3 separate regions of the Homo sapiens genome follow, and regions 1 and 2 are each linked to region 3. Evidence: chromatin loops called from intact Hi-C (ENCODE). Cell type or tissue: OCI-LY7. All regions are shown on one strand.

Evidence for each region. A loop is a pair of places that touch in the nucleus more often than their neighbours do. Peaks named below come from ENCODE experiments on the same cell type or tissue, not always from the same donor. Only the 100,000 strongest peaks of a DNase experiment are listed, where the experiment ranks them.
Region 1: a loop joins it to region 3, with 12 times the contacts of the local background. A loop is called at or near these places in 2 of 110 quality-filtered maps.
Region 2: it touches region 3 in a loop (3-fold over the local background); 5 of 110 quality-filtered maps call a loop at or near these places.

Annotation. Positions count from the first base shown.
Region 1 is chr12:124,539,088-124,547,087 of GRCh38, forward strand. All of the region lies in intron 1 of NCOR2 (nuclear receptor corepressor 2), which reads right to left. Among named protein-coding and RNA genes, the nearest start is that of NCOR2, 25 kb to the right of the region's middle. RefSeq lists enhancers at 427-1,136, 3,351-3,884, 4,953-5,487. In OCI-LY7, no CTCF peak of the experiment used is centred here; DNase peaks (open chromatin) are centred at 4,264, 4,894 and 5,134; H3K4me3 peaks cover 1,587 bases; H3K27ac peaks cover 1,331 bases.
Region 2 is chr12:124,466,198-124,474,197 of GRCh38, forward strand. NCOR2 (nuclear receptor corepressor 2) reads right to left here. Exons shown (of 49, transcript NM_006312.6): 6 at 6,755-6,934; 7 at 1-89. Among named protein-coding and RNA genes, the nearest start is that of NCOR2, 97 kb to the right of the region's middle. RefSeq lists an enhancer at 1-89 and a silencer at 87-296. In OCI-LY7, CTCF peaks have their summits at 114, 3,197 (motif pointing left) and 3,407; DNase peaks (open chromatin) are centred at 174 and 3,175; H3K4me3 peaks cover 831 bases; H3K27ac peaks cover 1,098 bases.
Region 3 is chr12:124,605,873-124,613,872 of GRCh38, forward strand. It overlaps LOC101927436 (a long non-coding RNA gene), which reads right to left and starts at 3,272. Exons shown (of 4, transcript XR_242964.4): 1 at 2,831-3,272; 2 at 1,642-1,770; 3 at 412-487. RefSeq lists an enhancer at 3,600-3,729. In OCI-LY7, a CTCF peak has its summit at 3,407; DNase peaks (open chromatin) are centred at 2,789, 3,399, 3,879 and 4,519; H3K4me3 peaks cover 1,864 bases; H3K27ac peaks cover 2,153 bases.

The sequences.
Region 1 (8,000 bases), 67 kb before region 3:
AGGGCATGTGGGCCACAGTGTGGACTGAGCCCCACGCCTCCCCGGCAGAGCCGCCCCCGTCAGGGCTTCCCGGGGCCGGGCGTCTCCCAGCTCAGCCCCGCAGCAGCAGGTCTCACTCGCTGTGTCACGCTCCCCTGTGCTCACACCCACCACTCACTCGCTCAAGGCCGCAGTCGCACTTGCTCACTCTGCTGCACTCACATTCACACTCATTCACACTCGTGCACACCCGGTTCACACTCACCGGCTCGGGGCCACCCACACACATTCCAGCTCAGGCCCAGGCCCACTGGCCGGCTCCGTGGGCCCTCCCCGCACAGCATCCCACCAGCTCCTTCATGCTCACTGTCCCCCAGCAAGCTCCCACGCTCCCCCTCACCCTCCCAGGCAGGCTGGGGGAACCCGGGCACCCCCCATTCCTCTGAAGCCACCAGCTCAGTCCACCCACAGCTGGAAGAAGGGCCGGGCCTCCATCCTCGCGCCCCTGGGGCTGGCCAGGCTAGTCTCCCGGCAAAGCAGATGCACGGGGAGAGCAAGGACCAGTTCCAAGGCTCCCCTCTGCCAAGCCCACCATGACCACGCATGGCCCACAGGCTGAGACTTGCCCCCACCTGCCAGCACCCCCCTTGTCAGCTCCCAAACAAGCCCACCTCCTGGCGTTGGCTTTTACCCTCAACTCTACCAAACGCACCGTCACCCTGCTCTCCACCCTGCTGGAACCAGAACAAGCACCATCTTTTCCTCCTCCAGGAAGCCCGCCTGGCTCACCCCAGCCACAAAGGCCAACCTGACTCGTCCATTCGCCACACCCAGAGATGGGAAGCCACCACCCACAGCCACACAGCTGCAAGAGGCAGAGCCAGCCGACATTCAAACCCAGAGGCAGCTTCGACCTGCCTCGACCAGGACACCATCAACCTTCAGCTGCTCAACAAACAGAGGGGACAGACCCCCTGTTACCTGCCAGGTACAGGGGCATGACTGCGAACACAAAAGCTGAGGGTCTTAGGGGCCAAGGTCACACACACACACACCCAAACACCCTCCGGTACACCCATAAGTGAGCAAGGTGATTGCAAAGAGTGGCCCCTGGAGTGACGGACATAAACCATGGCGACCCAGCAGTGGTGGGAGGGAGGGCAGGGAGGGCAGGGAGGGCCCCCTGCAGGAGGAGACACTGGAGCCAAGCACAGAGGGCCGAGGAACAGGTGTCCATGAGGAAGGAAAAAAGAGCACTCCAGGCAGAAGGCACAGCCTGTGCAAAGGCCCAGGGGCAAGAACCAGATCAGAGGGTTAGAGAAGCTGGGGCAGCCAGAGGGCTGGGGAGTGGAGAACTGGAGAGGGTTGGGGAGTAGAGCTGGAGGGGGATGGAGGTGGAGAGCTGGAGGGGGATGGGGAGTGGAGCTGGAGGGGGATGGGAGTGGAGATGGGGGGATGGGGGTGGAGATGGAGGGGGATGGGAGGAGGATATGCAGGGGGATGGGGAGTGAAGAGCTGGAGGGGGATGGGGTGGAGAACTAGAGGGGGTGGGAGGTGGAGAGCTAGAGGGGGGTGGGGAGTGGACTGGAGGGGGATGGGGAGTGAAGAGCTGGAGGGAGATGGGGGTGGAGATGGAGGGGGGTGGGGAGTGGAGAGATGGAGGGGGATGGGGAGTGGGGAGATGGAGGGGGATGGGGGTGGAGAGCTGGAGGGGGATGGGAGGTGGAGGGGTGGATATGGAGGGGAATGGGGAGTGAAGAGCTGGAGGGGGATGGGGGTGGAGATGGAAGGGGATGGAGAGTGGAGATGGAGGGGGCTGGAGAGTGGAGAGCTGGAGGGGGGTGGGGAGTGGAGAGCTGGAGGGGGATGGGGAGTGGAGATGGAGGGGGATGGGGAGTAGAGAGCTGGAGGGGGATCTGGGGTGAAGAGCTAGAGGAAGATGGGGAATGGAGATGGAGGGGGATGGGGTGGAGATGAAGGGGGATGGGGAGTGGAGATGGAGGGGGTGGGGAGTGGAGATGGAGGGGGATTGAGTGGAGAGCTGGAGGGGGATGGGGAGTGAAGAGCTGGAGGGGGATGGGGAGTGGAGAGCTGGAGGGAGATGGGGAGTGGAGATGGAGGGGGATGGGGAGCAGTGATGGAGGGGGATGGAGGTGGAGATGGAGGGAGATGGGGAGAGAAGATGGAAGTGGCTGGGGGTGGAGAGCTAGAGGGGGATGGGGGAGATGGAGGGGGATGGGGAGTGAAGAGCTGGAGGGGGATGGGGAGTGGAGATGGAGGGGATGGGAAGTGGAGAGCTGGAGGGGGATGGGAAGTGGAGAGCTGGAGGAGGATGGGGAGTGGAGCTGGATGGGGTGGGGAGTGGAGAGCTAGAGGGGGATGGGGAGTGGAGAGCTGGAGGGGGACGGGGAGTGGAGATGGAAGGGGATGGAGGAGGAGATGGAGGGGTGGGGAGTGGAGATGGAGAGGGAAGGGGAGTGGTGATGGAGGGGTATGAGGAGTGGAGATTGAAGGGGATGGGAAGTGGAGATGGAGCAGGTGGGGAGTGGAGATGGTGGGGGGGTGGGGATGGAGCTGGAGGGGGATGGGGGTGAGGATGGAAGGGGATGGAGAGTAGAGATGGAGGGGGTGGGGAGTGGAGAGCTGGAGGGGGATGGGGAGTGGAACTGGAGGGAGATGGGGAGTGGAGATGGAGGGGGATGGGGGTGGATATGGAGGGGGATGGGGGTGGATATGGAGGGGGATGGGGAGTGGAGATGGAGGGGGATGGGGAGTGGAGATGGAGGGGGTGGGGAGTGGAGATGGAGGGGGTGGGGAGTGGAGAGCTGGAGGGGGAGGGGGTGGAGAGTTGGAGGGGGATGGGGAGTGGAGAGCTGGAAGGGGATGGGGGCTGTGTTCCTGGCCACAGGAGGGGAGCCACGTGCTCCAGTGGAACACATAACTGAGTAGGAACAGTGTGGGGCAGGGCCAGCGAGGACACCTTTGGGTCAATCCCTGAGGGCTCCATGGAGGCATCGACCTCTTGCCCTCCCAGACCCAGCCTCAGCCTCTTCCTGCATGGAGGATCAGAACTGTGGGGCTCCAGCCTCAATGCTGGGCAAGGGCTTGGTGTCTGGACTCTGGAGCCTTTCCCACCAGACCTGCAGCAGCCACAGGAACAGGGCGGGCCATTGCCTCGGGGCTCCTGTGCCTCCAGGACCCATGATTACTCAAGCCCAGGGCTCAGTATAAATCCTCCCTCTCAGCCCAGCCTCCCCTGACCAGCGGCCACACCGGCCACAACAGCCACACCCTTGGCAGGGCCACATGAGGGACATCTTCCAGAAGGGAGAAGGACGGGTGTTGATTGAGCACCCACAGGGCCCACAGAGATGGGCGAGGTGGGCGACAGCAGCCCAGGCTCCACTCCAGGCCACCTCTGCCCTGGGCACCGAGGCCAAGACCCTCAGCGCCCGTCCCAGGCCCTAGGAACCTGCCAGGCCAGCATGAGCCAGCCTCGGGGCGTGCTCCGCAGAAGCTCTAAACTGGACCCCGCAGACCCACAGATCAGACCCTGGCCCCCAAGGGGCAGGCATGACTCCCAGAAGCCTTCCCTGCAGGCTGGAGTTTGGGGACTTCCAGCACAGCACAACCTAGGTGCCGTGAGACATGGAGGCGGCTCACCGCCCTCCCAGGGCCGGCCGGGGTCCACCGGATACATCTTCCCACACGGGGTGAACAAGGAGCCTCCCCTGTCTCCTGCAGTGGTGTCACCTGGTCCCCGTCCCTGTGGTAGCCAGCAGTCCAGACAGCCAGAGCGGGAGGGAGGCAGGCTCCGCAGCCCTTCCATTGAGAAGCCGCCGGGATATGTTTTCCTTCTCCAGGGACAGCTGAGGCAGCCTGCCCCGTGCCAGCCCTCCTGGAATCTGCAGAGGCAGCCACCCAGAGTTCACCAAGGTCTCAGTCCCCACTGGACTGCAACAGCCAAGGGCGGGTGGGTGGGCGAAGATGGGGGTCACAGCCTCTCTCCCTCCCATCCCTCCTCCACCAGCTAGGGCAAGGGCCACCAGACCAAGGCCAAGGGGGCTGGCAGCATGGATGTGAGTGATCAGGGCCTGCAATGGGATCAGTAGGGAGGTGGGGATGGGCCGCAGCCCCGTCCAGAGGGGGACTGAGGAGCAACCCCGTGCCCTGCCCAGGAACGCGCCCCAGCCCCAGGGCCACCTGTCTGCTCCCAACAAGGAAGGCTGCACTGACACCGGGCATAGCGACTGGGGAGGAGCCGCTGCAAAAAACCATGACAACGATCATCACAATAATAACAGCCCTCACTTCCTGCCAGGCCACGTGCATCTCCACTGTCCGGACCCTGTTTCAGGGGTGGGGAAACAGACCCACACGGGGTTACCTGCCCCAGGTCACACAGCCAGTGAGGGGCGGGGAGACGGGACCCCGAGCATCTGACCCTCTGCCCTCGGCCACTCCATTCTCCACCCCGACAGCGCCGTGGATTTAGCAGGGACTAGGCTTCCCAGAAACCTCGCCGCCCCTCTCCTCGCTGCGGGGTGTGGGGCCGCCATCAGAGACAGCAGCCGGCAGGAGCAATTAGAGGCCAGGAAGGAGCCGGGGTATCGACCGCTTTTGGGAGGGAAGGGGGACGCGGGCTCTGTCGGGGTGGCAGCAGCCTGGCTCATGGCCAAGCACGGGCCACGACAGGGCAGGGAGCGCAGCCCAGGCCGGGAGGCCGCGGAGGCCCCACGCGGCAGCACGGAAAGGCCAGCTGTCCGTCCACCTGTCTGTCCAGCCCCCTCACCCTCACAGGCACCGACAGCCCCTCGGTGCCTGAAGCTCAGGGTTTCGCTGCCTCCGCACAATGCTAAGCCCCTTACGATGATTAACTCGTTTAATTCTTAACAACCGCCCCACATCCTCCCCCTGTGCAGATGGAGGCAGTGAGGCAAGAAAGCCCTCCCAGAGAGTTCCCAGGACTGGGATCCACACTCAGCGTCAGTCAGCACCAGCGACGCCGCCTCTGCCCGGCACCCCCTGCCCGGGGAGCCCCAGCGGGGAGGGAGATGAATGGAAAGGGTGCACTGGAGACTGCTGGATGAGATGGAAGCTTCGGGAAACCTCTCTATGCCCCGCAGTGACCCTGTCTGTAAAAGAGGAACATCACAACACCTGCCTCACAGTATGCTGTAGATGAACTCAGGTTTAGCCCCACAGATAGGCAGAGCAAGTACCCCAAAATGTCAGCTGCTGGCTTCTCCCAGAGAGGCTGCCTGGCCTGGGGACCCCTGAATCTGCAGCTGAACAGAAAAACCACTGCAGACTCTCCCCAGCCTCTGCCCCGGGCTGCCCGCCCAGGAGCAGGGTCTGGCCTTTAGAAGCTCCCTGGAGGGCGGGGGCACCATCCGCCAGAAGCAATTAATTGCTGGGTCAAGAGATGGTGAAAGAGATTTGTCACGAGGGCCTGGGGATATTCAGGGTGGGAGGGTGGCCCACACTGATTCAGTTGCCCCACCTTCCACCTCACAAGCAGGCTCCGCCCCCACTCAAACCCCCAGGACATCCTCCTCTGCCTCCACACCCGCCCGGGCCCAGGGTAGGTCAGGGATGCAGCCCCAGCACCCGTGACCTGCTCCCAGGAGGGACCTGCTTCCACCATTCAGCCGGTGCCCACACACAGGAGGGGACAGCCAGGCACAAGTGGGGCTGACATACAGAGTCCCCGGTGGGCCCCAAATGGGCCTGAGACCCAGATCAAATCCCTGAGCCATCTCATCTTGGCAGGAGACTGCGACCCCTGTGTGTGCTGCTCAACTTCGCAGAGGCAGTTTCCTCTCGGTGAAACGGAGGCAATTATATTAGGTGGCTAAAATCAGGCTGGCTCCCGCTCCAGCCCTAGTGCTGTCATTTTTTAAAGCCTGAGGAAGGTGCCTTGCTTCTCGGAACCTCAGTGTGCCCATCTGTAAAACGGGGATGATGCCAGGGGCTACTCTGAAGAGAAATTTACAACCTGGCACCCAGCAGTGCTCAGTTGAAGCTCACCATCGGGGTTCACCAGGCCACCTCCCCAGGGCCCCTTGCCAGCCTGCAACCCTACTGAGACACCAATGTCCCCAGCACCTCGAACACCCAGAAGCGGGGCCCAGGGGGAGGGAGCAGAGTCTCGGAGGGCCACGATGAGAGGACTGGATAAGAGCCCACCTTCCCTGCCTCCCACCTCCGCAGCAGGCCCAGGGGAAACATAGGCTTTGGTGACCACCAGGCTGGGGCCAGAGGCCAGTGACAACAGAAGCACCCAGAGACAAGGCAGCCCCTGACCCAGATCTTCCATGGGCAGGGCTCTGCAGGAGCCTCTGGTCTGGAGGGGTCCGAGGCACAGGTTTCCCCATGGGTCCCCATCAGCTTTCAGCCCCTGGTGTCCACACCCAATCCCTCCACACCAACCCACCGACACACGGGGACCCTCGAAGCCCCCACCACACAGATGGGAAAACCAAGGCCCAAAGACGCCAGGCAAGGGCAGCTCAGCCCGGGATCTTTCTCATGTACCGGTGAGCTCAGCTCAGCCCAGCAGGCGTTCAGAAGCCCAAGTGGCCCGGCTGGGGTCAGGGCCCTGAGTCAGAGCAAGAAACGCAGCAGAAACTGAAACAGCCCAGTGGCCCCACATACTCCACAGAGTGAGCCACGCTGCTTCCCTGCGCCGCCCCGTGCTGGGAAGTTCTTGCTTCTGTGGTCAGGGTGAGGGTGGGGGTGGGGGACGAGTGGCGTGGAACAGCCTTTCAGCCTGGGGACCCTCTCTGGGCCCGGCAGATGAGCAAAGTTCCATGCACACAGGCAGAGCTGTGAACTGGCCCCACCTCAGAGTCTCCGTGTCACCCAGGACACATGCAAAGCCACACATTACCTGGGGCAGCAGTTCAGGGGTATGCATAGGTGAAGCATAGACAGGCAGGAGAGACCCATCCCAGGCACAGGCTGTTTCTGCTCCCTGCAGGGCTCAGCCTGCAGCAAGGCCACAGAGCACAGGTCTCGTGATCTCAGGATAGGGTCTGAGACCCGGGTTCAAAACCTAGCTGCACTGCTTTCTAGCTCTGTGACCCTGGGCACGTGGCTTAACCCTTCCGAGCCTGCCTGTTTCCTCGCCGTAAAATAGAAACTCAGCTCACAGGGCTGACTCAGAGGCTCAGTGAGCGAATGCCTGCCTACAGTAAGAGTGAATGCCCAGCATACAGTAAGGGCTTAATAAATATGTACAGCAGTTCCTGCTTAGCCACGGCAGCTTTCCACAGTTTCAGTATGGTGGTCTGAAAACAAACGGAAAATTCCACAAATAAACAATTCGTAAGTTTTTGGGTTTTGGGTTTTTGTTTTGTTTTGTTTTTCTCACTCTGTTATACAGGCTGGAGTGCAGTGGTGTGACCTCAGCTCACTGCAGCCTCCGCCTCCACCTCCTGGGTTCAAGTGATTATCCTGCCTCAGCCTCCTGAGTATCTGGGATTACAGGCGTCTGCCATCACGCTCAGCTAATTTTTGTATTTTTAGTATAGTCAGGGTTTCACCATGTTGGCCAGGCTGGTCTCAAACTCCTGGCCTCGAGATCCACCCACCTTGGCCTTTCAAAGTGCTGGGGTTACAGGCATGAGCCACCGCGCCCAGCCAATTCCTAAGTTTTAAATTGCACGCTGTTCTAAGTAGCATGATGAGATCTTGCACCGTCGCGTCCTGTCCAGCCCAGGACATGACCCCTCCCTCTGCCCGGGAGGACCCACTCTGCAGACGGTCCTGCCTGTGAGTGTCCATCCCGGGAATCAGATCAACTGTGATGGTAGAGCAGTGCCTGTATTCAAGTAGCCCTTATCTGACTGAACAATGGCCCCAAAGCACAAGAGTAGTGATGCTAGCATACCGTTAACATTGTCTTTTTATAATATTTTATTTATTTTTATTTTTTTTGAGATGGAGTCTCGCTCTGTCGCCCAGGCTGGAGTGCAATGGTGCAATCTCGGCTCACTGCAACCTCGACCTCCCAAGTT
Region 2 (8,000 bases), 140 kb before region 3:
ACCAGGCTGCGGTGCTTCGACTCGATGGGCGGCGGTGACACGGGCTTCTCAGGCTCGGGCGGCTTGGCAGCCTCCTCCTCCAGCTGTTGCTGTGGGGAGAGGCAGAACGTGAGGGATGAGCACCCCAGCGGGCGGAAGGAGGGCTGCAGCCCCCAGGGCGCGGGGAGGCCCCCTTGCAGCCCGGGCCACGGCCGCGCACAGGAAGTCAGGCTGCTACACATTTCCTGTGAGTCACCCCAGGGACTCCGCACCCGGGAGAGGCCCCAGCTCCAGGGCCAGCTGCAGCCTCCAAGCTCCAAAGCCAGGTTCAAATCCTGCCTTCGTGACTTGCCAGCCAGGGAAGCACAGCCAAGCAGCCTCACCCTGCTAGCCCTCAGTTGCCCCATCAGTAAACGGGGCTGATTGCCGTGCCGCCATTCTGACTGTGGTGAGAACTGAATGAGTTACACAGGCAGGCACAGTCAGGCCTGCTGCGAGCCGGCATTATTACCCATTACGGTTCCTACAGGCAGCATCAGTGCTAGGAGAGGCTGTGCAGACTCCACAGCTGCACTGGTGAGACTGGAGCCCAACTCCCACTCCTACTTACTGCGTAGCCTTGAGAAGCTCCTGGACCTCTCTAAGCCTTACCTTCCTCTTCTGGAAAATGGGGATAAAAGAGTTACTACTCTAGAGAGCCGTTGTGAAGGTGAAATGAGCTCATGATGCGTGCAAAGCACGCAGCACCTGACACACAGGTGCTCCTCATCAACCCCATCATCCTCATCCTCATCACCCCCATCATCCTCATCCTCATCACCCCCATCATCCTCATCCTCACTACCCCCATCATCCTCATCCTCACTACCCCCATGATCCTCATCCTCATCACCCCCATCATCTTCATCCTCATCACCCTCATCATCCTCGTCATCCTCATGACCACCATCACCCTCATCCTCATCACCCCCATCATCCTCTTCCTCATCACCCCATCACCTGCATCCTCATCACCCTGCTCGTCCTCATCCTCATCACTGTCATCCTCATCACCCCCCTCATCTTCATCCCCATCACCCCCATTATCCTCATCCTCATCACCCCATCACCCTCATCCTCATCACCCTCATCCTCATCACCCCCATCATCCTCATCCTCATCACCCCATCATCCTCATTCTCATCACCCCCATCACCCTCATCCTCATCACCCCCATCATCCTCATCCTCATCACCCCCATCATCCTCATCCTCATCACCCCATCATCCTCATCCTCATCACCCCATCATCCTCATCCTCATCACCCCCATCACCCTCATCCTCATCACCCCCATCATCCTCATCCTCATCACCCCCATCACCCTCATCCTCATCACCCCCATCGTCCTCATCCTCATCACTGTCATCCTCATCCCTCCCCTCATCTTCATCCTCATTACCCCCCTCATCTTCATCATCTTCACCCCATCATCCTTATCTTCATCACCCCATCACCCTTATCATCCTCATGACCTCCATCATCCTTATCACCCTCATCATCCTCATCACCCTCATCCTCATCACCCCATCACCCTCATCTTCATCACCCCCATCACCCTCATCATCCTTATCCTCATCACCCCCATCATCCTCATCCTTATCACCCCCATCACCCTCATCCTCATCACCCCTTCATCCTCATCCTCATCACCCCCATCACCCTCATCCTCATCACCCTCTTCACCCTCATCCTCATCACCCTCATCCTTATCACCCCCCTCATCCTCATCACCCCCCTCATCCTCATCACCCCCTCATCCTCATCCTCATCACCCCATCATCCTCATCACCCTCATCCTCATCACGCCCATCACCCTCATCATCCTCATCACCCTCATCATCCTCATCCTCCTCACCCCCATCATCCTCATCCTTATCACCCCCATCACCCTCATCCTCATCACCCCTTCATCCTCATCCTCATCACCATCACCCTCATCCTCATCACCCTCTTCACCCTCATCCTCATCACCCTCATCCTTATCACCCCCCTCATCCTCATCACCCCCCTCATCCTCATCACCCCCCTCATCCTCATCCTCATCACCCCCATCATCCTCATCACCCTCATCCTCATCACGCCCATCACCCTCATCATCCTCATCACCCTCATCATCCTCATCCTCCTCACCCCCATCATCCTCATCCTCATCACCCCCATCATCCTCATCCTCATCACCCTCATCATCCTCATCCTCATCACCCCATCATCCTCATCCTCATCACCCCCATCATCCTCATCCTCATCACCCCCATCATCCTCATCCTCATCACCCCATCACCCTCATCCTCATCACCCCCATCATCCTCATCCTCATCACCCCATCACCCTCATCCTCATCACCCCCATCATCCTCATCCTCATCACCCCCATCACCCTCATCCTCATCACCCTCTTCACCCTCATCCTCATCACCCTCTTCACCCTCATCCTCATCACCCTCATCCTTATCACCCCCCTCATCCTCATCACCCCCCTCATCCTCATCACCCCCTCATCCTCATCCTCATCACCCCCATCATCCTCATCACCCTCATCCTCATCACGCCCATCACCCTCATCATCCTCATCACCCTCATCATCCTCATCCTCATCACCCCCATCATCCTCATCCTCATCACCCCATCATCCTCATCCTCATCACCCCATCATCCTCATACTCATCACCCCCATCATCCTCATCCTCATCACCCCATCATCCTCATCCTCATCACCCCCATCATCCTCATCACCCCCATCACCCTCATCCTCATCACCCCCATCACCCTCATCCTCATCACCCCCATCATCCTCATCCTCATCTGTCCATGTATGAACCCCCTCCTCCTAACACAGTTGGAAAGAGCATCCCATCATGCTGCCGTCTGCTTCATAGCAAGAGGGAGGCTGAAGACCAGAGGGTTTAGGGCACTGGCCCAAGGTCAGATGGAAGGCCAATGCCCCATTCTGCAATGTGACAGGGCATCACAAGTGAGATCAGAACATGGTTCTGCTCCACTTATGACGCTCGCACAGCCTGCACATTACCACAGAGCAGATCAGTATGAACCCAGAAAGGTGCCCAAGAAGAAGTGAACACAGGAAAAGCCAGAAAATCCAGGATGCTGGCTTTTACAGACTCCATCGCTGGCGGTTTGAGCAGAACTGCCTCAGTCCCACAGCGACCCCTGGTGGTCGCTTCAAGAAGGGCATCAAAATGCTCCCCCAAAGCACGGAACAAACAAAGCCAAGAAGGGGAAGAAGCCCACAGCCCCGAAAGGGTGGGCAGGAGGGAGGCTCCCTCCAGCCAGGGAAGGTGGCCCTTCCTCAGGTACTAGAGAAAATACTACCTGGGACACCTACAGAGACCCAGCTAAGAGGGTGACTAGCTCTGCTGGGCCTGGATTCAAGCCTGAGCCCCCCGCTCACCAGCTCTGCAGCCTCAGCCAGGGCCCTTCACCTCCCTGACCTCAGTGTCTACTTCAGCAGAACCTGTGGGTATATGCCTACCTCATAAGGTTGTTTGGAAGATCAAGGAGATAATGCTGAAAAAACTGCTGCACAGCAGTGACACGCTATAAAGGGCTCTCTAATGCAAATCAAAACCACAATGAGATACCGCTGTACAACCACTAGGATGGCTGGAATCAAAAACATTTTTTAAAGGAAGATAAAAAAGGGTTGGTGTGGCTAGGGACAGTGGCTCACACCTGAAATCCCAGCACTTTGAGAGGCCAAGGTGGGCAGATCACTCAAGACCAGCAGTTTGAGACCAGCTTGGGCAACATGGTGAAACCCCATCTCTACAAAAAACACAAAAATTAGCTCGGTGTGGTGATGCACACCTGTACTCCCAGCTACTCAGAAGGCTGAGGTAGAAGGATCGCTTGAGCCCAGGAGGTAGAGGCTCCAGTGAGCCAAGATGGCACCACTGCACTCCAGCCTGGGCAACAGAGTGAGAATCCATCTCAGAAAAAAAAAAAAAAAAAGCTGGGGGGCGGTCGGTGAGGATGTGGAAAACCAGGAAACCAGGAATCTTCATGCATTGCTGGTAAGAATGTAAAATGGGGCAGCTGATGTGGAAAACAGCCTGGAAAGTCATCAGCAAATTAAACCTAGAGTTACTGTACGACACGACCCAGCAATTCTGCTCCTAGGTATACACCCATGAGAACTGAAAACAGGTGTCCCAACAAAAACTTCAACACAAATGTTCAACAGCAGCACTATTCACAACAGCCACAGCCCAAATGGCCACAGATGATGAAATAAACAAAAGGAGGCATCTCCATACAACGGAATATGTTTCAGCCATAAAAAGGAATGAAGGATGGAGACAAGAGACAACATGATAAACTCCAAAACCATGACACTATGTGGAAGAAGCCAGAAAGGACGCATACTGTGTGATGCCCTATATAGGAAATGTCTAGAACAGGTCAGTCCATAGAGACAGAGAGTAGGGGAACGGGGAGTGGCTGCTTTAGCTCCTATGAGGCTTCCCTGTGGGTTGTTGAAATGGCTGGGAACCAGAGAGAGGTGACAGCTGCACAACACTGCAAATGTACGAAATGCCACTGAATTGTGCACTTTAAAATAATTATGCTTGAGAATTTCACTTTTAAAAAATGCCAAAGTGGAATTTAGAGGGGAAAAAACAAACAAACAAAAACCTAACCATTGAGGGCTGCCTTGAGCCACCTGGCTTCCAGCTGCAGTCACCAATGTGTGCCAGTGACCCGCAGCTTCAGCCCCACCCCAAGGCCAGGCCTGGAAGCCTAACGGTGCGGTACCAGGCTGGCCCTGGCAATGCCTGCCCACGCCGCTGGGGCCCGGCCCCTCTCGGGATGCCTGTGCCACCAACATGAGACCTACCCACTGCCCACTGAAGCCTAGGACAGTTGGCAGAGTCTCCAGGACCGGGTCTCACTGCTGGACTATCCTCAAATCCTGGTTCCCCCAACCACGTGACAGCCACGATGGACACTTGAAATCAATGCTCTCCCCCTGGAGCGTCCTTCAAAACCCAGCTACCAGGGCACCTCTTCCTGGAAGCCTACTCTCACCAGCCTTCACCCACCTGCCTACAGTGGCTAAAATGAGCCCTTGATCCTCCTTGGAGCCCCTACTTCCTTGTCTGGAGGGCACTAGATATGAGCCTGTTTCTCCCATTAGTCTAGACGCTCCCTGGGGCCCAGACAGTGTCACAATGACTCAATCAACCATTTTTAATGAGCACCTACTATGTACCCCATGCTGCTCAGAACACAGCAGTTAACAGGGAGACAAGGAGAGGACCACTGTATAACAAAGCTGGGTCTATATTAATTCAAATAATGATGTCACCAGCAGGGTGATGAGACAGATCAGTGATCAGCAAAATTTCTTTTTGTTGAGATAGAGTCTCACTCTGTTGCCCAGGCAAGAGTGCAGTGGCAATCATGGCTCATGCAGCCTAAACCTCCTGGGCTCAGGCACTCCTGCCTCAGCCTCCTGAGTAGCTGTGACCACAGGCATGTGCCTCCACACCTGGCTAATGTTTTAAATTATTTGTAGAGACAGGGTCTCGCTATGTTGCCCACGCTGGTCTCAAACTCCCGGGCTCAAGTGATCCTCCAGCCTCAGCCTCCCAAAGTGCTGGGATTACAGGCATCAGCCACCATGCCCAGCCCAAAGCTTTTCTTTAAAGGCCTAAACAGCAAATATTTTTGACTTTGCAGGCCACACAGGTCTCTGTTGTGATGACTTAACTCTGCCACTGTGGCAGAAAAGCAGTCATATAAACACACATGTGTATACAGATACACAAACAAGTGGTCGTGGCTGTGCCAATAAAACTTTATTTACAAAAACCAGCAGCAGCTAGAATTGGCTGGATTGGCTGAACCCGGGATAGAGGAGGGTTGGGGGTGTGTGTTCCTGTACAAGGCTGACAGTGGCCTCTTGGTGTCAGGGACATCTGAGCAGAGACCTGAATGATACCAGGGAGCAAACCATGAAGAGCTGGGAAAAGGCAGATTATCAAAGAATTGTATATTAACTCATATTTAAAACAAAGTTATAAAATGAATGTTATAAATATTTATATCAGCTTTTTCTCCGCTTGTCTTTGTGTGGTTTCAACAGTGACAATGAGGATTTATTTTTAATCTCGGGATCTTGCTCCCTCCTCTACAAGTTGTCCATTTTACAGGCAAGGAAACCAAGGCTCCAAGAGATGAAGGTTCCAGGGCCACACAGCTAGTAAAGAGCAGTTAGGAGGCCAGTCCATTCAGATTCCAGAGCCAGGGGCTGTTTCCCCACATTACAGATAAGGAAAGTGAAGCACAGAGAAGGGACTGCCCACCCCACGTTGCCTGGTACTGGAAGAAACAGGATCTGAACCTGGACAGACTGGCTAGAAATCCTGAACTTTCACCCTCCATTCTTGTGCTGTCTAATGCGGCAGCCTGTGTGGCTATTCAAAGGCACATTTAATACGTATATTAAATAAAAATTAAAAATCAGTTCCTCAGTCGCAGTAGGCACATTTCAAATGCTCAACAGTGGAACATGGCTATCCTGCAGATACACAGTGTTTCCATCATGGCAGAAAGTTCTGTGGATGTGCTCCTGTCCAATAAACGTAAAGGGCATAAAAACCAGTGAGCACCCAGGAACTTGGGAAGGGCTTGGCACATGTCTGTGACACCGCTGTCACTGCTGCTAGAATGGAGACTCAGAACAAACACTCCCCCTCCCCCTGCCCATTCACACCTGCTTCTTCTTCAGCTTAGAGATCTGCTGCTCTACCATGGTGATCTCTCGGTCCACGCGGTCCATGTTCTGGATCAGCTCCTCCTTGGACAGCCGTGGCGGCACCAGCTCCAGCTCAGGGTCAGTGTGCGGGGGGCTGGGGGGAGACACCGGTTCCAGCTTGCCCGTCAGGCTACGGTCCTGTGGCAGAAAAAAAACGGGCATGGGGTCAGCACAGGGGACACCCCCCAGTCTGTACAACCCTGTGATGGTTAATACTGTCAACCTGATTGGATTGAAGGAGGCAAAGTATTGATCCTCGGTATGTCTGTGAGGGTGTTGCCAAAGGAGATTAACATTTGAGTCAGTGGGCTGGAGAAGGCAGACCCACCCTTAATCTGTGTAGGCACCATCTAATCAGCTGCCAGCGAATATAAAGCAGACAGAAAAATGTGCAAAGGCGAGACTGGCCTAGCCTCCCAGCCTACATCTTTCTCCCGTGCTGGATGCTTCCTGCCCTCGAACATCACACTCCAAGTTCTTCAAGCTTTGGGACTCAGACTGGCTTCCTTGCTTCTCAGCCTGCAGATGGCCTGTTGTGGGACCTTGTGATCGTGTGAGTTAATACTCCTTAATAAACTCCCCTTTATGTAATATATATATATATTTTTTCTATTAGTTCTGTCCCTCTAGAGAACCCTGACTAATGTAGTTGCCAACTTTTTGCCTGCTGCCATCCATGTAAGATGTGACTTGCTCCTCTTTGCCCTCCGCCATGATTGTGAGCCCTCCACAGCCACATGGAACTGTGAGTACAATTAAACCTCTTTCTTTTTTAAATTGACCAGTCTTGGGTATGTCTTTATCAGCAGCATGAAAACGGACTAATACACACCCCCTCCCCAATACACCCCGGGTTTCCATCCCTGACTCCAGGCCCAGAGTCCTGGACATCTGTCAGGACAGTCCTCACCTGTTCAAGGATCCCATTCCCATCCCAGCCATCACCCATTCTCCAAAATTCAGAGTCCCTTACAGCCTTCAAGATGCGGTTCAAATGCTCTTGCTACATGAATGGTTTCCCAGCCTCTCCTCAAGTTGTGAAGTCTTCCAACTCCCTGTTCGCGTAACACACCTCTCTTCTTCCACTTACCCCATCTGTGTGTTCCCCACCAGCCCAAGGAACGAAGACCCACAGCCTCCATTCTCCCAAGGCCTGGCCTCTGCATACCCTCTGTAAACATTCATCCATGAAGCTCAGTCCAAA
Region 3 (8,000 bases):
GCCCCTGCTTCTGCTCCTGCCTTGCTTTGAGGGGCAGGGGGCAGGTGTCAGCCCTACAAATAGCATCTCCCCTCTTCCCTCCTCTTCCCTACCCCCTGGGAGTAACCTGCTTGTTTTCCCAACAGGTGTTAAAATAACGACCTTTGGGCTAAAAAGGAAGCTGTGTGTGTGAGTGATAAGAGGGTCTGGCTGCCTGAACCGCAAGGAGGGAGCGAGGGAAGTGAGGTGGGGACGGAGGTCGTGGGGAGAGTTGGCAATTTGCAGGGAGAAGGCTTTCAGCTGGACTGGGGCGGATCAGGGCCTCTTTCTCCCCATGTCCTACAGAACTCGGCTTCATTCTTTTCTTCACGAGGAAGGTTTGCAGGAAGAAAGGGCCCAAGAGCCACAGCCGTCCCCTGCCTGGGTGCTCACCGTTTGCCTGTGCGGTCCTCCCCTTCACTCGGCCTGGGGTGCTGTCTCCCTGCTGTCCTGGGTTAAATTGTGTGCTCTGCAAAAAGATATGTGGAAATCTTAACTCCCAAACCTTAGAATGTGACCTGATTTGGAAACAGGGTCATGGCAGATGTAATTGGTTAAGATGAGGTCTTGCTAGAGTAGAGCAGGCCCTAAATCCAGTATGACCGGTGCCCTTATAAAAAGAGGACAGAGACACATGGGAAGGTCACGTGATGACGGCGGTGCTGGGAGATGCAGCCACAAGCCAAGGCATGCCAGGGATTGCTGGCTGCTGCGAGAGGCTGGGAGGGGGGCGAGGAAAGAGCCCACCGGAGTTCAGAGGGTGCATGGCCCTGCCCAGAACTTGATCTTGGACTTCTGGCCTCCAGAACGGTGAGGGAATAAAACGTCTGTTTTTTGAAGCCACCCAGTTTGTGACGCCCAGTTACAGCAGCCTAAGGACAGGAATATATCCCTGTTGTGCCCAGGCCTAGTCACTGTGGACTTCAGCAAGTGCTGTTCACTTCACCTTCAAAACAGAGTACTTCCCAAATCTGCCCTTCTCAGGCCAGGTGCGGCGGCTCACGCCTGTAATCCCAGAGCTTTGGGAGGCCGAGGCGGGCAGATCACTTGAGGTTGGGTGTTTGAGACCAGCCTGGGCAACATGGTGAAACCCTGTCTCTACTAAAAATACAAAAATTAGCCGATGTCGTGGCGGGCGCCTGCAATCCCAGCTACTCAGGAGGCTGGGGCAGGAGAATCGCTTGAAACTGGGAGGCAGAGGTTGGAATGAGCCGAAATCGTGCCACTGCACTTCAGTCTGGGCAACACAGCAAGACTCTGTCTCAAAAAAACATGGTGAAACAAAACCAAATCTGCCCTCCTCTACTCTTCCAGGGAACACCCTGGTCAGAGCCCCTGCCCTCCCTTGCCTGGACGGTTGCAGGTGCCCCCGCCGACCCCCACAGTTCTCCCAACTCACTATGCCCCCTCTTCCCCCCAGCAGCCAGAGGGGTCCTTTCAAAACCTACATCAGGCCAGTCCCCATGCTCCTAAAGGTATCCTATCCTGCTCCAATTCCAATAAAACCCCAATTCCTTTGAAGAAGGCCCCCATGACCTGGCCCCTTCCAGCCCCTGTGATCTCTCTCCTACCACCACGTCGCTCTAGCCTACTGCTTCTCAAACACACCAAAAACAGTCCCACCTCAGGGCCTTGGCACGTACGGGTCCCCTGGCCTGGAACCCTCCTCCTCACATCTCCACATGGCTCCAACTGTCTCTTTATTCACGTCTTTGCTCAAATGTCACCCTCAAAGAAACCTTCTCTGATCACCTGTAATGAAATCGCCACACATCACCTTCCTCGCCCACCCCACATCATCTCCCTCTGCCCGCTTTGGAAGATGATCTTGTCCGTGGCAGAGTTGCCTTACAACCCACACCCTTCTCACGGGCTCTCTTTGAAGCAGCTGTTCCATTTCTAGGAAACGATTCTACAGAGGTGCTGGCCTGGGGCGCAGAGGCACGGACAGGCCAGGATGTGCCTGGTAGGGTCACTACTGCAGCAAAAGCCGAAAGCCAAGCTCCGTGTCCATCGCGAAGGCACTGGGCATGTGGCTATGCAGCCGTGACAAAGGATGAAGCCATCCCGTGGCCAGGGCGCAGAGTGACCTCCCAGATCTACGTTTCATGTGGCGTTTCTGCCGTGTATTTTTAAACCCGGGGACAAATGTATGCGTAGTAAAGGTCGTGAGGTCATTTGTCTTTGGTGTCTAGCTTGACAGATTTTGAAAAAATTGACCCTTTTAAAAAGCAAACTTTATTTTTCAGAACAGCTTTAGACTCATAAAAAGATTGTGAAGACCGAACAGTCACCCCATACTCCACGCCCAGTTTACCCTACTGTTAGCATCTGACATTAGTATGATACATTGTTTAGAATTTTGTGGGGGAGGAGACAGTGTCTTGCTCTGTTACCCAAGCTGGAGTGCAGTGGTGCAAACATGGCTCACTGCAGCCTCAACCTCCCAGGCTCAAGCAACACTCCTGCTTCAGCCTCCCAAATAACTGGGACTGCATGTGCACGCCACCATGCCTCGCTAATTCTTTTTGTTGTTGTTAGAGATAGGGTTTCGTTCTGTTGCCTAAAATGGTCTGGAACTCCTGGGCTCAAGGGATCCTCCAGCCTCGCCCTCCCAAAGTGCTGGTATTACAGGCGTGAGTCACTGCCCCGGCCCATTTTTCACAATTAAGGAACCAGTGTGGATACATTAGTATCAACTGACATCTGCCTGTTTCAATCTCACTTCTTCCCCAGGGCCCCAGGTGGCATCTGTCTTTGGCCTTCTCGAGGCTCCTCCGAGCCTCTGGGCTGGATAGTTTCTCAGACTCACCTTGGTTTTGATTTGATGACCTTGACAGTTTCGAGGCAGGTGACCTTGACAGTTTCGAGGCTTGCTGGTCACGGAGCTGCAGGATGCGCCTGCATTGGGATTGGTCTGATGTTTTTCTCATGATGAGACTGGGGTGACGGTTTGAGAGAATTTTTCAAGCCAAGTGGGTGCAGGAGACCCATGAAGGCCCCTCCCGCTGATCTTTTGAGGAATATGTATTTCTATCTGTGCATTTCTGCTTGTGTGTTCCTAAGCTACTCCCTGGAAGGACACACAGACACTGGGAACTGAAGATGCTTCTGGGGCGGGCACGCGGGCCCCTGAAGACAAAGTCGGAGAGATGCATGCTTTGCAATGTGTGCCCCGTTGGTACCGATTGAAAAAGTTATTTAACTACACGTATACGAGACTGAACTGTGTGTGTACATTTTAAAATAAAACAAAACGTGCTTCCTGTTCTGCGGCCTCTGCCCCTCCCCTCGGCAGCCCTGAGGCTTGGCCAGGGTCCAGGAGGAAGGCGCGGGGAACAGGTTGGCCCAGTCAGCTGGCTGGGACTTCAAAGGAAAGCGCCGCTGGGGCCCACCTGGGGCGCAGCGGAGCACCTCCCACAGAGGGAAGGAAATGCCAGCCCTGGGGCGACCTCAGAACATCTGCAGGGACAAGGGTGTGTCAGGCCACCTGGGCAAGCGCTTTACCTCTCTGTGCCTCGGTTTGCTCATCTGGGAATTGGGGATGTTGAGAGCACCTGAGTCCCAGCACTGCTGTGAGGGTGAACGTGATCCTGAACGCCAAGGGCTTGGCTAGGCTTTTCACGCGTGCTCTTCACACCGAGAATACAATCAAGCCCCACACCCACCCCCAGCCCGCAGAGTCCTATGTGAGCAGCCCCTGTCCACTTCTCAGACCCCATCTCTCTCCCCAGCTTCCTCCCGACCCAGGTCCAGCCACACTGGGCTCCGAGCTATTCCCACCCCAGGACCGTTGCACCAGCTGTGCCCACCACGAGAGCATTTCCCCCAGACACCCACGTGGCTTCCTGGCAGGTCCTTCTGGCTGGGTCACAACCCAATCCCCTACTGAACTGGACATTTCACCACCTGCGTTCTTGAACTCTGACGAGGTTTAAGGCAGATATGGGCACAGGCAGATAAGGGGCGTAGGTGCATGGGGGGTGTGTAAGGGCCTGCCTGGGAGGCTAGCCTCAGAGGCTCTGGGAGACGAATTTTCTCTTCTTGAGGGAGCCCCTGGGGGTGGGAAGGTCCCTGGTCCTTCAGTCCTGAAACTCGGTTGTAGAGTGGGTGAGAAGGACAGGGTGGGCAGAGGGATAGGACTGGGGTCCCGGAGGATGGAGGGGAAGACCCCAGACAGGGGGCCCCAAGCTAAATCTAGCAGAGGGGCCCAGACCCTGACAACATAAGGTCACAGCCAGCTACCCAGGGCCCCGCATGGAGTCCCCACTCCCCTCTTACCAGCTCAACCTCTCTACAAACCTCAGTTTCCCTCCTGTGTGCCTGGAACAGCTGTTGCAGGCGCTGTGAGGCAGGGATGGGGGAATTGAGGAAGGTCCTCGAGGCTGGGAAGTTGAGGCTGGCAGCCGAGACAACTGAGGCGTGAGGAGCACAGCTCTGTGCCCAGGCAGCTGCAGGAAAACACCCCGAAGGGCCATTTGCGGGGAGCCCCCAGTCTGTCTAAGTGACAGATGTTATTCCGAGAAGAGCCTCTCTCTACCCAGGATGCTGAGTTCCACAGGATGCCTGCAGCAGGGCTGGCCTGGGAGGTTGTGCAGATTCAGCATTGCACAATTTTGGGGACCCAAGGTTCCAGAGAGGCTTCCTGGAAGGGGGGCTCAGGATGAGCCATTTGGCCCCCCCTTTGTCTCCCTTCCACCTGAAAGCTCAGTTGGAACAATCCCAGCCTCGCAAGGCTGACTTGATGCCGCGAAGCGATGCTGAGTTAGTGCTGCCTTTGCTGAGACTCACAGCTGAGTAAAAAAAAGAAAAAGGAAAAAGGCAGAATTTTTTAAAAGCTGCCATCAGCACAGGGCGCCCAAGCTGCCCCTGCCTCGCCGTGACCTTTGGAGGGATGCACGCACGGCCATAAGCATCACGTGGGGCCACGGTTCGGACTGGCGCCAGCCTCCTGAGTGAATCCCGGCACTGCCACTTCCCGGGTGTGTGGCCCCAGGTAAGTCAGATAACCTCTGTGGTCTCAGTTTCTCTTTGCATAAAATGGGATTAATAACAGAGCTTGCCTCTCCATGGTTCATGTTGGGGCCCCTGCTCTCCAGGCCTGTGGGGTGCATCTGGCTGTGTCTATGTGAGTGCAAATCTGCTAGTGTCTGGGAAGGTGCATGTGAGTTTGGGCACGCCCAGGCCATCCCATCTCCTCTCTTCTGGGCAGGCTGGAAGGCTGCCTGGAGGTGGTGGCAGTAGCCAGTTTTCCTGTGGTTCCCAGGAATATATTGTGTTTGGCTGGGCCAAACAAAGCCAAGGCACTGTCACCTGCCCACGGTGGGGATTAGGGACCTTCCATGATTTCCAATCTATTTGATTCCTGTGGTTTTGATCACATATAGCAAGGGTTTGTGCCCAAAATGCGTACAAATCTGTTTGGTTCTGGGCTTTGGACAGCGAGCTGTGCAAACTGCTCAGCAGGTACCAAGTGCTGTGCAAGTGTTGGCTGTGGTGACCCCCCTGTACCAAGCGCTGTGCAAGTGTTGGCATGGTGACCTCCTTGGGAGGCTGCAGGTTGGGCTGTGCCTGGTGCCCACTGGGTGTTCCCTGATGTCTGGCAGCTCCCACCACACTGGCCCTGGCTGCCGGGCAATCTCCCCTCTGCCTCGCGTACCGGCTGGCTGTCTTTCCCTGGCCCTCTCTCTAGGTGTTTGATGGTTGTAAACTCTTTGCAGAACATTAAAGCAAATGGGAGCAGCCCAAACCCCACCAGGAAAGAGACAGGCCCTCCCAGCACCATCCCAGCGCCATCCCAGCGCCACCCCAGCGCCACCTCAGCACTACCCCAGCGTGGTGCCGCCCACACCGCCCCTGGGGCCTGCCTCTGGGAGGCATGGGGTCTCCTGTGTGTCGCTGAGCTCCAGAACATTCATGTCCAGGCCTGGGGGCCAAGGGCGGGGGGTTCCCAGAGGGTGCATTGGACTCTCCGAGGTGCTGGGGAGGTCCTGTATCCCCTTCCACAGGCAGGTGACAGTGCCACAGCCTTGGCCTGAAACAGCCCAGCTCCAGTGAAATAGGTCCCTGAGAACCATGGGACAACTGGCTGCTGCCTCCTCCTCCAGGCAGTCCTCCAGCATGCCTGATGGAGAAGGAAAGGGTGAGGCAGCCTGGGCGTGCCCAAACTCACACACACCCTTATACACAACTGTTACAATCACATACCCTCATAGACACTTGCAGAATGGTACAAACTCACACAGACACACCCACACACACCCCCTCACATTCACACATATAGGTTCACAATCACACTCCGTTACAGACACACACGCAGAGTGATACACATCTTTGGAAACACACTCCAGGCAGAGACGCACTGTCTCTTACACACACATACAGACACCTTCAGACAGATGCTCACGCATGAGACCAACTCACACCCAGAGACACATGCTCCCCTGAGCACACACAGCCCACACTCACACCCACTCACAGTCACTGAGACAGACTGTCCCGCTGACACCCAGGGTGGGTTGCCAGATCTAGCAAATAAAGACATAAGCCCCTTGGCTGACTCTGACAAATGATTCTTCAGTGTAAGTACATCCCGTGCAGTATCTGGGTGCCCTGCATTTTATCTGCAAGCCCAGCTCAGGGGCACTGGCGCAGATTCACACTCAGACACCCACAGACTCGCTCTGGCAGCCACACAGACATCGCCCTGTGCAGGAACTTAGCACCCAGAAAGCCCTGCCTTCTGACTCCCAGCCCCTCCCCAAGCCCAGGACAGCAACATTCTCTTCACCCGTTCCTGCTTACGAAAATAGCCCATGATGGGCAGAATGGGGCTCCCCGAGACCTGGGCGTGCTCCCAGTGGAAGAGGTATCCCTGAAAGTCGCCTCGCCAGTTGGTTATAAGAGCACCCATTTTCCAGGTAAGAAAACCAAGACTCGGATAATGATGCAGCCTGTCTGAGCCACACAAAGCAAGGCCATGTTCTTTCCCCAGCTTCCGCTATGGAAACCATTTGGGAGAAAGGACCCGGTTGTTTTTGGAGGGCCCCACTGAATAGCCTGGGCTCAGGGTTGGGGCCTCTTTTTATTGATAGGTAAATTTCACAAGAAGAATTGCCTGCAGAGTTCTGAAAGTTATCCAAGCCTCACTCCTGGCAATTCTGATTCAGAGCAAGGCCAAGAAATGTGCGTTTATAAAAACCACACTAGAAGATTCTGATGCATCCTCCTGGTTAAGAGCCACTGTTCTATCCTCAGCAGAAAGCTCTAGCTCAAGGACAGAAAATCCACAGCACACGTATCCACACCCCTTACCCATGCCCATGGCAGACATCACTAATCAATCATGATAATCTTTCTCGTCAAACTCAGGCCCAGCCTCAGAATCCCTCCCAGCTCAGGGCTCCAGGGAGCCAGTAAGTGGAGTGGTTTCTATCCTGGTACTAATCAGCAGATTTACGATTTCATCATTGTGTCCCACTCATGAGCTTCTGGACAATGTTACTTGGCAAGGTCCCTCCCTGCCTTCACTTTTTCCAAAAACCAAACATAGTAACAATATACTAACAGCTAACATTTCCTGCTGGGTTAGTATGCACCAGGCATGGGGCCAAGTGTTTTACATGCACTATTGCATGCAATCTCCCCAGTGCTGCATTGTAGTAAAATCATCATTACCTTGATGTGACAGAGGAGGAAAGTCAGGCATGGGGCAGTCAAAAAACTTGGACCAGGTCACACAGCTAGGGAGTGGTTGAGCAGGGATTTGACCGCACCCTGCAGTGGGATGACCCTCAGTCCTCCTGGCTTTTGACCCATGTCCAAAACCCTCCTGCAGTCCTGCCCTTTGTGGGTCTGTGGGCCCCTTCCCATCTGGGTCCCATATCCCTGACTCACCCACATCCTTGCTGTGTGAGTCCCGGTCCTTTCCGGAGTACCCTTGGAGATCCCTGGCCCCCAAGCACTTGTGACTTTAAGAATGT